2 separate regions of the Homo sapiens genome follow, and region 1 is linked to region 2. A link is a contact called in ENCODE Hi-C or POLR2A ChIA-PET data. All regions are on one chromosome and are shown on one strand. Each heading gives the region's core, a stretch centred on a gene start or an enhancer-like site at or near the end of the contact. The rest is flanking DNA. Distances are from core to core; before and after follow the strand shown.

Region 1 (5,715 bases), core at 2,846-5,345, 470 kb before region 2:
AAGTGTTATATAATGGCTTTATTTTTAAATGACCATCATTACGAAAGGTAAGTACATCCTTTGCAGCCATTTAAATTTATAATGACAAAATTAGAAGTCAATTGGAATACATAAGAAGGGATAGAGTTATTACAAATTCTTTTGAGGATGTTCCTGCAATTTAAAGTCATTGACTTGGAAGTTCCAATTGGGTATGCTTGCACAGCTATGTCAGCCTGATGCATCCATCTCATTTTAAGAATGGCCCTGACTCACAGGCTGGATATATGTTCATGTATATGGACCAAGTTCCCTTCTTAGAAACGAACTGAAACCTTTTTTGAACTGTGAGAACTCTCTCTTTTTTAAAGTTACCATGCAGATCATCTTTCTTTTGTTAAGAATCTTTTGTTTAGGCAAAACTTACTATGATCAGTTAGCTTTCTCAGAGAGTGGCCATTCATTCCAACAAAAAATATTTAATTGAATATCACGCAGGAGAAGTAGATAAATTTAGAAAAATGCAAGTAGTTTGGCCTGATGCTGGGTCTAACTGTTGGCATTACAGTCTTACAAGCTATGCTGAGAAGTAACGCTAAGATGATGTTCTAGATCAGGTTCGCAAACTGGAAGCTCCCAGGCTAAATATGATTTACTTAACATGATTTATTTGATCTACACTGTGTTTAAATTTTTAAAAAATTAGTTGACAAAATTTTACGACCAGGAGATATAACATAAAAATTCAGTTTTCCAGCTGTTCTTGGAAAATTGAAACTGGAAACATTGGGCCAGTAAGCTGAAACTGACCCAAGTAGTGCATAGTGGTTTCCATCTTTAAGTAGGACACGTCTCCAAATTTGCTATTACTCCTGCGTTTGTCTACACTAGCCTGCTTCACTCATTCATTATGCCTGCCTGACTACTATGGGCATTTGAGATTGAGACATTAACTTTGGTTTATTAGTTTCCCATGGGTTAGATGGAATCTGCAGAAGCCTAAATATCTATGTTGCATTACTGTGGCCCCATTAACTGCTTTCAGTAGGTCATTCATATTGTGCTCTCAACTTTCATAGACAGTTACCAAAAGAATTTGTATATTTCTCCTACATTTGTATGCTTCTCCAATGAGAAGCAAGCAACTGATTACATTCACCTTTTTTGCTTTGGCTGCCAGAAAGCTCTACATTTATGGCTTAACTATTGTATTGTGTTAATACCTCATAACCTGCAGATCCTTGTCCTTACTTTTTCTTTGGTGTTAACCTCCTAGTCTAGTTAGTTTCGTTGGTCCTCATTTTTTTATATATGTTTTTTTATTTTATTGTATGAATTTACTGGAAGCCTCTAAAATTACATGTTTATAAATAAAGCTGTATTGATTTATTTCCTTTCTAAAGATGGTTGGAGGATCTATGACATTTTGGTTCTCCTTAGGAGGTTACTATGGTTTTTAGTTTTCCTTGCTCACATATCCATTTACCACCTATGGAAATTACTTAGATTGTAAGCTTTTGGGGGACAAGGACATTTTTATGGTGGTCCCACAGTGCCCAGCATCTAGCACTTTCTATATAATGCCCTGTATTGCATAGTTACAGGATAATAAAAGTAAAAAGTAATAGTATTTTAATTTAAACTCCTTGGGTCACAAGGATTTTTAATCTGTACTGACTCATGAAAGTCTTGTCAATCAGAAAGAATGAGAGCTCCATCTACATATAGACTTTACACACTTTATCATAAAGGAATGTGTTATGTAAGACTGAGTGATAAACTTTCTCTAGTGATCAGGTGGGGGAAAGTAGCTCTGCTACCTTCAACTGCTAATAAATTTAGCTTCATTTATCTTTGTCTGAATCCTTATTTAATACCATGGACTCAGACTTCCTACACTACGTTCTATAATAGGGAGCATATAACAATCAAAATTACAAATGCCTATACAAAATCTTTACAATTGAATATAAAGAAAGTCTACAGAAACATTACTAGATTCATGAAAGTGAATAAATCTGTGTATATTTCAGTTATGGCAAAACATATAATCTAAGACTACATTTATAGTTTGGATTAGCCAAGTTTGCTGGGAAGAAAATGTTTTTCCCAGTGTAATGTATGAGGCAGGTTGTTGGAGACACTTTCTTCACGTGGCTCAGACTGCGGTCCAGCTGCTCAGGGCACTGTTTCATGGTTCTGTCCACAGCGCGTGCTCACTGCGTCATTTCTAAAGTTATTCACTTGTACTTAATTTCAAGCCATTTTTTTTTACTTTGAAAACTCTGAACGCCTCATTGAGGACAGTACATACAATGTGTGCCAAGGTCTGGTTTCAAAGTTTAGCTGTTTTTGAGTTATTTGACTGGACAAAAGGTCGAAAGATATCTTTCACAGCAGGGAAAGTGTAATTTTCCATGTCTTTATGATGTTTAGAAATAGTTGGAGTGATTTTTCCCTAAAATTTCCATAAGTAAATAACTTTTACCCGTGGCATAAGCTTGATTTTGAGATGCCTTGGCAAAAAATTTGAAAATAACCCTCTCCCTACCTCCAGTCTCCAGCCTCATCCTCAGTATGCACTCCAGCAATAAGGGAATTGGAGGGACCCCAGGTTAAAATCAAGACCTTTCATGTTTGGATTAAAAGTATGACGTATGGAAAGTTTTAGCTTCTAAAAACTTGTCTTTATCATTTAATATTACGTATGTTTTAGAAAAAAGCTGGGAGAAGAGCTCTGGTGTCTGAGATCACTCTCTCCAAATTCCTGTAGGGTCCTGCTATAATTCCTGATGGTATTTGCATCTCACTTATTCATGTACCTTACAGCCGACTTTCTTTTCCACAGATAGAATTGGCCTCCCACTTTAGGACAATGTGTCCTCCAAATTTGCTAGGGCAACTCCATACCTTACTTTAACTTCTTGCAGGACCTAACTCTCCAATCAGTCGTTAGTGTATATTTTTGTGTACTTGGCTCAAAGTCTTTCAGTGTGGATGTGGACCTTCCGGAGAGTAATCTCCTCCAATGAAGAGCAAATGGTCATAAGGAACATGTACGAGCAGGTATTCCTGTTAAGCCTTATGCTCCGTCTTTCACCCATCCACTTGCACAGGGGACTAGTTTCCTTTTATGATCCTACCCAAACGTTTGGCCTTTTTGGAGAAGTGAGGGAAGTGAGGGGTAGAATTTTTGAGACTCAGTTCAGGGCCTTTGATATGCTGTTCCTGTCCTTCAACAGATGTATCAAGTATCTCTGGGTCATCCCCTAAGACACGTTGGTGATGAACAATTCCTAGAACTGGTCTAATTTTTTTTTTTTTTTTTTTGGATAACAGCACAGTTTATATTTTTTGGGCATCTTCTTGAACTGTACAAGTATATTCAGCATCATTTCTCTGCCCTGTCGATCTTTTGTCTTTTCTTCTGTGCTGTCAATAACCTGTTTGGCAAATGTCTACTTCCATTGTCCACTCCGTGAGCAGTGTACACCGGTCTCCATCTCCCATTCCTGCAGGTCCCTTCGTGGAAACGGCAAAGTGCCTGACTGTAGTCCTCTCATTCTGGACTGACTCTGCCATCCACCAGCCTCTTCTCCCATTTCCCAGGGCTTCCTCCCACATCTGTCTATTTCATAGATCGCCTCCTCCTCTTAGGGAAGTTGAGTCTGTCGAGTTCCCCTGCACATCGCCTGCCAGTCCAAGTCTCCTGCCCGCCTCCCGCACGCCCTCCCGCGCCGCGGTGTCTGTGGGTCGGTTCCCAGACGCGCCCGCCGGCTCTTGGGCCTCCACTGGCTGGACGTGGGTCTGTCCCGCGCCCGCGCGTCCGTCCGTCCCCCACTTGCCTCCAATTCGGCAGGAACTTTACACCAGCCAGGAGGAGAAGGACGGTGCGCGCGGGTGCGGGTCTGGCCGGCTGGGGCCGGCGCGGGGGCGGCGAGGGGCGCCGGGCGGCGTCGGCTTGCGAGCGGGCCGGGGGCGTCGCGGGCCGCCCTGCCCTATAAGGGGCCGTGCCGCCTCCGCCGCCGGGCGGGTGCCGGGCGGACCGCGGCGGTGGCGGCGGCGGCTGCGATTGGCTCAGGCGCCCCATCCGGGGACTGGGCTCGGCGCTGCTCGTTCGCCCTAAAGGTACCAATATGGCGGAGGTGAGCAGGGAAACCGGGCAGGAGCAGCCGGGCTGGAGCGGGCGCCCGGCGGCTCCCCGCGACCCCCGAGCCAGCCTGGGGGATCCGGGGCTCTTTCCGCTGCCCCATGAGGGGCGGCGTGGCGACGCGGGGGTCGCGGGGCGGCGACTGGCCGTGGCGGGGCTGGCCGGGGGGCGGGAGCGGGCGCGGGAGCGGTCTCCCTCCGGGACTAGGCCGCGGCGGCTCCGGCCCCGGTCGGGCCGGGCGACCGAGCCGGACGGAGGTGGCGGCCGGCTGCAGTGAGCCCTGCCCCAGGGACGAGGCAGTGCCGTGTCCCCGGTCGCTGACGCGGGCCGCCGGCGCCTCCGCGCCTCTTCCCCGGGCCCGGGTGGGTGGAAACCGGCGGAGCCCCCCCTCCGCGGCCGGATCGCAAAGAGGGGAGCGGGCTGCGCCACTGCCCTGCGGGAGTCGTGCGCTGTGCCCCCGGCCCACCGGGCCCGGGCTGCGGCGCGAAGGAGCCGCACGCTTCACTTTGCTGGGGGCGCGGAGAAGAGCGGGATGCGGGGCCACCGGGCTTCTCAGAAGAGCGGGACTCCCCACCCCGCAGCCCGGGAGGTGCGGGAGCCCCTGGGGTTAAAGGGCAGACCGAGACCCTCGACGCCCTCTCCAGGAGAGCGGCTTGATAGCTCCAGTTTTCTCTGGGCTGGAGGAAGGAAGGCTGGGCGAGCGAAGCTGCCCCGGCCATGTCCCCCGGGACTGGTGAGCTGGGGGGAGGGGGCGGTGTGGCAGGAGCCCCTGGGCTGGAGCTCGCTGGGGCGGGGGGCGCGCTGACGGTCCAGGGAGGGACTGAACACTCTGGAAGGAGCCAGCATCCCTGGAACTGAGAGGAGCTGCATCTCTGGACTCGAGAGAGAGGATGGGGGGCTCGCGCTTTGGTTTGGGGGCGAGTGTCCGATTCGAGCTGGCCTACGCTGCAGGGGAAGAGATCGGCTTCGGAGTTGGGGCTCCCGGGCCCCAGGGGCGAACTAGGTGCTCAGAACGCGAGTTCGTTCCAGAAAAGGGTGTTACGTTTCGAGTTGTTTGGGGCTTCGGAGAGCCGGGTGGGATTTGGAGGACTCCGGAGATGCCAGGGATGGGGGACTGATGGTGCCAGCCGACTGCTCTGGGTTTTGCTTCTCTGCTTGGAAACTTGCTGAGCTCCAAGAAGCGACTTGGAGTTGCCTCTCAGACTCCGGGCTTCGTCCCGGGTCTGTGAGTTTGTACACTTGGGACTCGGGGAGGAAGGCGAGGCAGCCAAGAGGGGGCCCGAAAGGGGCCGGGAGCGATTCGAGTGAAGCTACGTCTTGCACTTTTGGCAGCTGCGGAGGAGCGCTCGACTCCGCCTCCTCTGCGCCCTGTTGCCGGCGCTGCCTCTTTCCCTGGCTGTGCGATCTAACCTCACGTTTTCTTCTCTCTCTCCTAGGCTTCTTTTGGAAGTTCGAGCCCAGGTTTGTCCTATTTTCTTACGTCTTCGGTGGTTCCCAGTGGGTAATGTGGGCTCAAAGGTCTGTTGCTAAAGGATTCCCAATAGAAATGTATCCTGCAGGTTTTTCTTCATTGATTTTTAAGAGTT
Region 2 (5,435 bases), core at 1,090-3,589:
GGGTGGCCAGAGCTCATTATTCTTACGGGTTGTCCCATTGGCTGTGAGGACAGTCAGAATGGAAGAGGCAGAGTCTGGGCAGGCAAAGAACAGCCTTTCTCAATAGGTTTCGGAGATAGCTTATTAAATGTGTGTTCAGGGGATTTTTAAACTTCACCCAGATATCTTTTAAAATATATTGATATCAAGAATATATTATAAAACCTGAACCCTGGCAAATGCAAAGTCTCCCTCCTTTGAAAATAGTCACCATAGTTCATGTTCTGTCCTGTTTTTTTTTTTAAATATATAATTTCAACTTTTATTTTAGATTCAGGGGTACATGTGCAGATTTGTTACATGGGTATATTGTGTGATATACATGTGATGCTGAGGTCTGGGGTAAAATGATCCTGTTACCCAGGCAGTGAGCATAGTAGCCAATAGTTATTTTTCAACCCTTGCTTCCCTCTAGTATCCCCCAGTGTCTATTGTTGCCATCTTTATGTCTATGTGTACCTAATATGTAGCTCCCATATATAAGTGAGAACATGCACTGTTTGGTTTTTCTGCTCCTGCATTAATTTGCTTAGAATAGTGGCTTCCAGCTGCATCCATGTTGCTACAAAGGACATGATTTCCTTCTTTTTTATTGCTGCATAGTATTCCATGGTGTATATGTACCAGTCTTCCATTGACGGACACCTAGGCTGAGTCAATGTCTTTGCTATTGTGAATAATGCTGTGAAGCACATAAAAATGAATGTCTTTTTGGTAAAACGATTTCTTTTCATTTAGATATGTACCAGTAATGGGATTGCTGCTGGGTCGAATGGTAGTTTTGTTTTATTTGAGAAATCTCCAAACTACTTTCCCCAGTGGCTGAATTAATTTACATTCCCACCAGCAATGCCAGCAATGTATATGTGTTCCCTTTTCTCCACAGCCTTGCCAGCATCTGTTGTTTTTTTGACTTTTTAATAATAGTCATTCTGAGTGGTGTGAGATCTCATCGTGGTTTTGATTTGCATTTCTCTGATAATCAGCAATGCTGAGCATCTTTTCACATTTGTTGGCTGCTTGCATGTCTTCTTTTGAGAAGTGTCTGTTCATGTCTTTTGCCCACTTTTTAACAGGGTTGTTTGTGTTTGTGTTTTGCTTGCATAGCTGCTTTCCATGTTCTTTTCTATGTTATCTAGAACTATAATAAAAGTAACTGCCCAGCTCTTTGGGAGGCTGGGGCAGGCGAATCACTTGAGGTCAGGAGTTCAAGGGTAGCCTGGCCAATATGGTGAAACCCTGTCTCTATTAAAAATACAAAAATTAGCCGAGTGTGGTGGCACACACCTGGATTCCCAGCTACTCAGGAGGCTGAGGCAGGAGAATTACTTGAACCCCCAAGGCGGAGGTTGCAGTGAGCCCAGATCGCACCACTGTACTCCAGCCTGGGAGACAGAGTGAGACAGCGTCTCAAAAAAACAAAAAAAAAGGAACTAGGTCTAAGACAGGGTACCCAATCTATTTCTAAGAAGATGCTACTTCTCATTTTCTGGAAACACTGTAGCAAAGAGGAAGGGACAATAATGTCCCATAGTGGGTGGGCAGATATAAAAACCCCAAGATGTTCATTTCAGGCCCAAAGTGACTACTGCTTGCTACCCTCACCTTTCTCTGCTGGAACACTACCAGCCCCTGTGAGATGTGGGTGATCTCATGGGTGTTTGGAAGAATCCCAGTACCAGGCTAGGGGATCATCAAAGCTGACTGGATCAGTCCTGCTAGATCAGGAAGCCTTACTGAGTAAGGCTAATGCCAGGTCTCCAAACTGCCACTGAGCATCAGGGGTCCTTCCCACAATATCTTTGTTTCTCTAGGTCAAGAAATGATGCCGTCCCTAGAAACAGCGCAATGTTTATGTAAGAGTCAACTCAGAGACCTTGTGCCGGTACAAGAGGTACTATCTCATCCTGCTCCCCTGCAGGCACTAAATGAGACAAAATTCCTTCTGGAGTTCAAGTCCAGAAGGCTGACTATGCTGTTAATGGCAGTATACTGAGTTAAGAGAATTCGGGGAGACGGGAATATTGGGTCCACGATTCTGCCTGGAGGGAAGAATTGTGGTCTCCTCAGTCCTGTGGAGTAGGGGTCCGGGCTGATGATAGCGCCTCCTGGTGCAGAGTATACAAACAGCTGAAGATCTGCCTGGACCCCCTACCCCTCTCTTTTTTCCTTGTGGAAACTGTGTATAATTTGGAAAGAGCAAGGACATCCTGGCTCGCAGCTGGCCAGCTCCACCTGCGACCTGGACAGCCTCGCCCCTCCCTGCGGAGCCAGGCGAGTTCACAGGGCTGCCTCCGCTTCTTGCAGCATGTCTGCTCTCCTGGCCTGGCCTCTCCAGACCTTTCCCTCCACGGGCAGCGATTTCCAAGGCTCTCAAGACTCCAAACCACGTCGTTTTGGGAGTGAAAAAGTGAAAGCACACATCGTGTCATTAGAGCAGCAGGGACCAGCTGCTGGGTCAACACTTCCGAAAACAGCGCTTCCTGGGGAGCGACCGGAGCATCTCAGAATCTACGGTTTGACCTCCTGCCAATTCTCATGGTGTCTTTATACATTTTAACACAAAAATAAGATGTTTTCACTTGAGAGCGAGAGGGAAATGAACTGTTAAGGTGCTCTGTCGCCAGAGAAGTGAAGTTGGGGGGTAAATTTTAGGAACCCCCGACCCCCCTACCGAGGGAGGATGCGAAGTCGGCTCCTGAAACGCGAGCGAAACCCCCGCGCGCTTCCCGGGGTGACGCACATGTCTGTGTTTCTTTTTGCTTTTGACCAAAAGTCGTAGGGAGGGTCCTCCTCAGGGGACAGTCGCGGGCGCTGTGCCAGTCCTTCCTGTCCCCCCACCAAAGTCAACCCCAGCCCCAGGCCAAGGCCGCCCCGGCCGGAAGAGCCAGCTGGTGGGGGCCGTGGGGGGCGCGGCGGGCGCGCGGGGCTGGGGGCGGCGGGTCCGCCTACCCCGCCTTCCTGGCGTGGAGAGTTTCGGCCCCAGCCTCGCTGGCGTGGACTCTGCCTGAACCACGCCTGGGATGCTTTTGCCAAAGGAAACTTGGGGGGTGGGGGCGGGGCGGGCGACGATTCCCCCCCTCCCCACCCCGCCCCTGTCCTCCTCGGCCGGGAGCCGCGCTGGGCCGGGGTCAGCTGGCTGCCTTTGTGGCCGCTTCCCAGGAAGGAAGAAGCGTTGTCTGCAGATCAGTTGATCCGCGGGCTTTCCTGTGTCGGAATGCCGCCGTTTTCCGGGGACGGCTGCCACCCCCGTGATTCCCAGCCGGGGCTGCCGGCCGTGCGTAAGAGCCGGATAAATAGGCCATTGTGAGGCCGTTCAGATCTAGGTTTCTTATCACAGTATCCACCAGCGAGAAGCAGATTCGGCCCCTGATGGAGCTCATCCCAGCTTCTCTTTTCTTTCTCTGCACAGTTACAGCCATTTCTATTTTTTGCAGTTGTAAAGGGAATATTCAGAAAGCAATTTATTGTGTGCGACAGGGACTTAAGGGAGCGTGTCTGCAGACCGTGTTCCCACCGGGGTTGGGGTTCGCAACCTTGAGTTTAGCTCGATGGGCTTTGGTGTGTGAGGTTTCTACCCGCCCATCGCCCAAGGCAGGCACGTCCTTAAACACCAGCTGCAAGTATCAGGAGGGCAAGTCCGTAGGTCTCTAGATCCAGTGGGTTGGCTTTTTGGTGTTTGTTTTGTTTTGTGATAGCCTTGATCTGCTTTGTGGACACTGAAAATTTGAAGGTCGAGGGAACACGAGTTAAAACAGGTCAAATGAGGGAGGTTCTGAGGAAGGCTGGTGGTTTGGGAAGAGCTGATGCTGATGGTGTTGAGTGTCTGTTTTGTTTTTGTTTTTCTGCTGCAGCAGCCGCAGGGCTGTGGAGGGGTTGGGGTTTCCTGGTGTTTGACTTATTGGATAGTCATTGCTTGGCATGGCTGGGTTTTTGGGCCTGTGACCTGTGCTCAGAAGCCGACGTGTGCTTAGTTGGATGCTCTACTGACACCATGTTGACATGCTTAATAATTTTTGAAAAGGACCCTGCATTTTCAGTTTGAACTGCACCCGGCAAATTATGTAGCCAGGGCTGTTAGTAGACTCTCAAATTCATTTGAATAAGCTTGAATAACGGTTTGAATCAGTTCCCATTTGAGATAAGGGCCTGTGGTTAGTCGATAAGCTGCTGAAGGTGATTCTCTTAGTTTTCAGAGTATCTACTGTGGCTGTGCTGACGGATTAGAGCACGTTCCACAAACTAAACCAGGCTGCCTGGCATCGTGGGCATCTGCAGGGAGCGGCACCAGCCCCCTGCCAGAACAGAAGAGTGCAGCCAGGCAAGATTAGCTTCGTTCCGCCTGCTGAGACATCATCCTTTAGAAAGCATAGAATGTGCAGCCCTCAAAAACCTAGTGATTTCCTTAATAAGATGCTTATTTGTGCAGTTATTGCTTCTCTTTTCTTTTCCACTCTGAAATGCCTGGCTTCCAGGGTTGAAAGTGGATTCATCCTACCAAAAATATTCTATCGTTTTTGGGCACTGTGTTAATACTTCCAGCACCTGCTAAGGACTGAATGTTTGCATCCTCCCAAGATTCAGATATTGAAAATCTAACCTTCAATGTGATGGAATTTAGAGGGGGGTCTTTGGAGAGTAATTAGGTTTAGATGATGGCATGAGGGTGGGGCTCCGTGATGAGATTAGTCTCTATAAGAAGAGAAAGCAAAACTAGAGCCTTTTCTCCCTTCACCTGCATGAGGACGCAGCAAGAAGGTAGCTATCTGCAAGCCAGGACCAAGGCCCTCATCGGGAACAGAATCTGCTGGCACCTTGCTCCTGGACTTCCCAGCCTGCAGAACTGGGAGAAATAAATGTCTGTTGTTGAAGCCATCCAGCCTACAATATATATTCTGTTATAGCAGCCTGAGCTGACTAAGACAACCCCTAAACAACTCTTGAGAAATTACTCTAAATCAGGGACTTTGCATTTCTCAGAGACAGGGGAAGGGAAGTTGGCAATAGTTCATAATAAATAAGGAAAATGCTATCTTTTTAGAAATAGTTTGTATAAGATACAGTTGTTTTGGTTTAATGCAAAAAATATTCCCTTCAAATGAGTATTTGTTTACTTGCTTACTCCTTCACTCATTAATTTATGGCTTCACTTTTCATTTACTCAACAACATTTATATAGGACAGGTAATAGAGGAGACTTTGTGACATTACAGTAAAAGAGAGAATTCCCTGCCCTGGAGAGGCTTTGGAATAGTGGAGATATAAAGAAATAAAGAATACAATGGAATGTTACACGTGCTAAAATAGCTACCTATCAGGATATTTTAGGGCCACAAAAGGGTTATTTGAATCACTTCCATTTGCTCATCATTAATGAATTCCCTAGGTTATTTTTT

What was found. A loop is a pair of places that touch in the nucleus more often than their neighbours do. ChIA-PET counts read pairs that join two places held with the same protein, here RNA polymerase II (POLR2A). Pooled maps may share reads with other maps.
Region 1: a pooled map shows a loop between it and region 2 (4-fold over the local background). The contact joins the promoter of MIER3 here to the promoter of LINC01948 in region 2. A Hi-C loop is called at or near these places in 1 of 37 single-sample maps with no recorded cell type and 5 of 50 pooled maps. POLR2A ChIA-PET finds 5 or more read pairs at or near these places in 1 of 52 experiments (A673).

Annotation. Positions count from the first base shown.
Region 1 is chr5:56,950,503-56,956,217 of GRCh38, reverse strand. MIER3 (MIER family member 3) reads left to right here and starts at 4,095. Exons shown (of 13, transcript NM_001297599.2): 1 at 4,095-4,124; 2 at 5,566-5,590. The coding sequence starts at 4,116. RefSeq lists silencers at 3,814-4,233, 4,264-4,373, 4,434-4,603 and an enhancer at 5,174-5,263.
Region 2 is chr5:56,478,673-56,484,107 of GRCh38, reverse strand. LINC01948 (long intergenic non-protein coding RNA 1948) reads left to right here and starts at 2,339. Exons shown (of 5, transcript NR_104664.1): 1 at 2,339-2,555. RefSeq lists enhancers at 2,411-2,570, 3,771-3,940.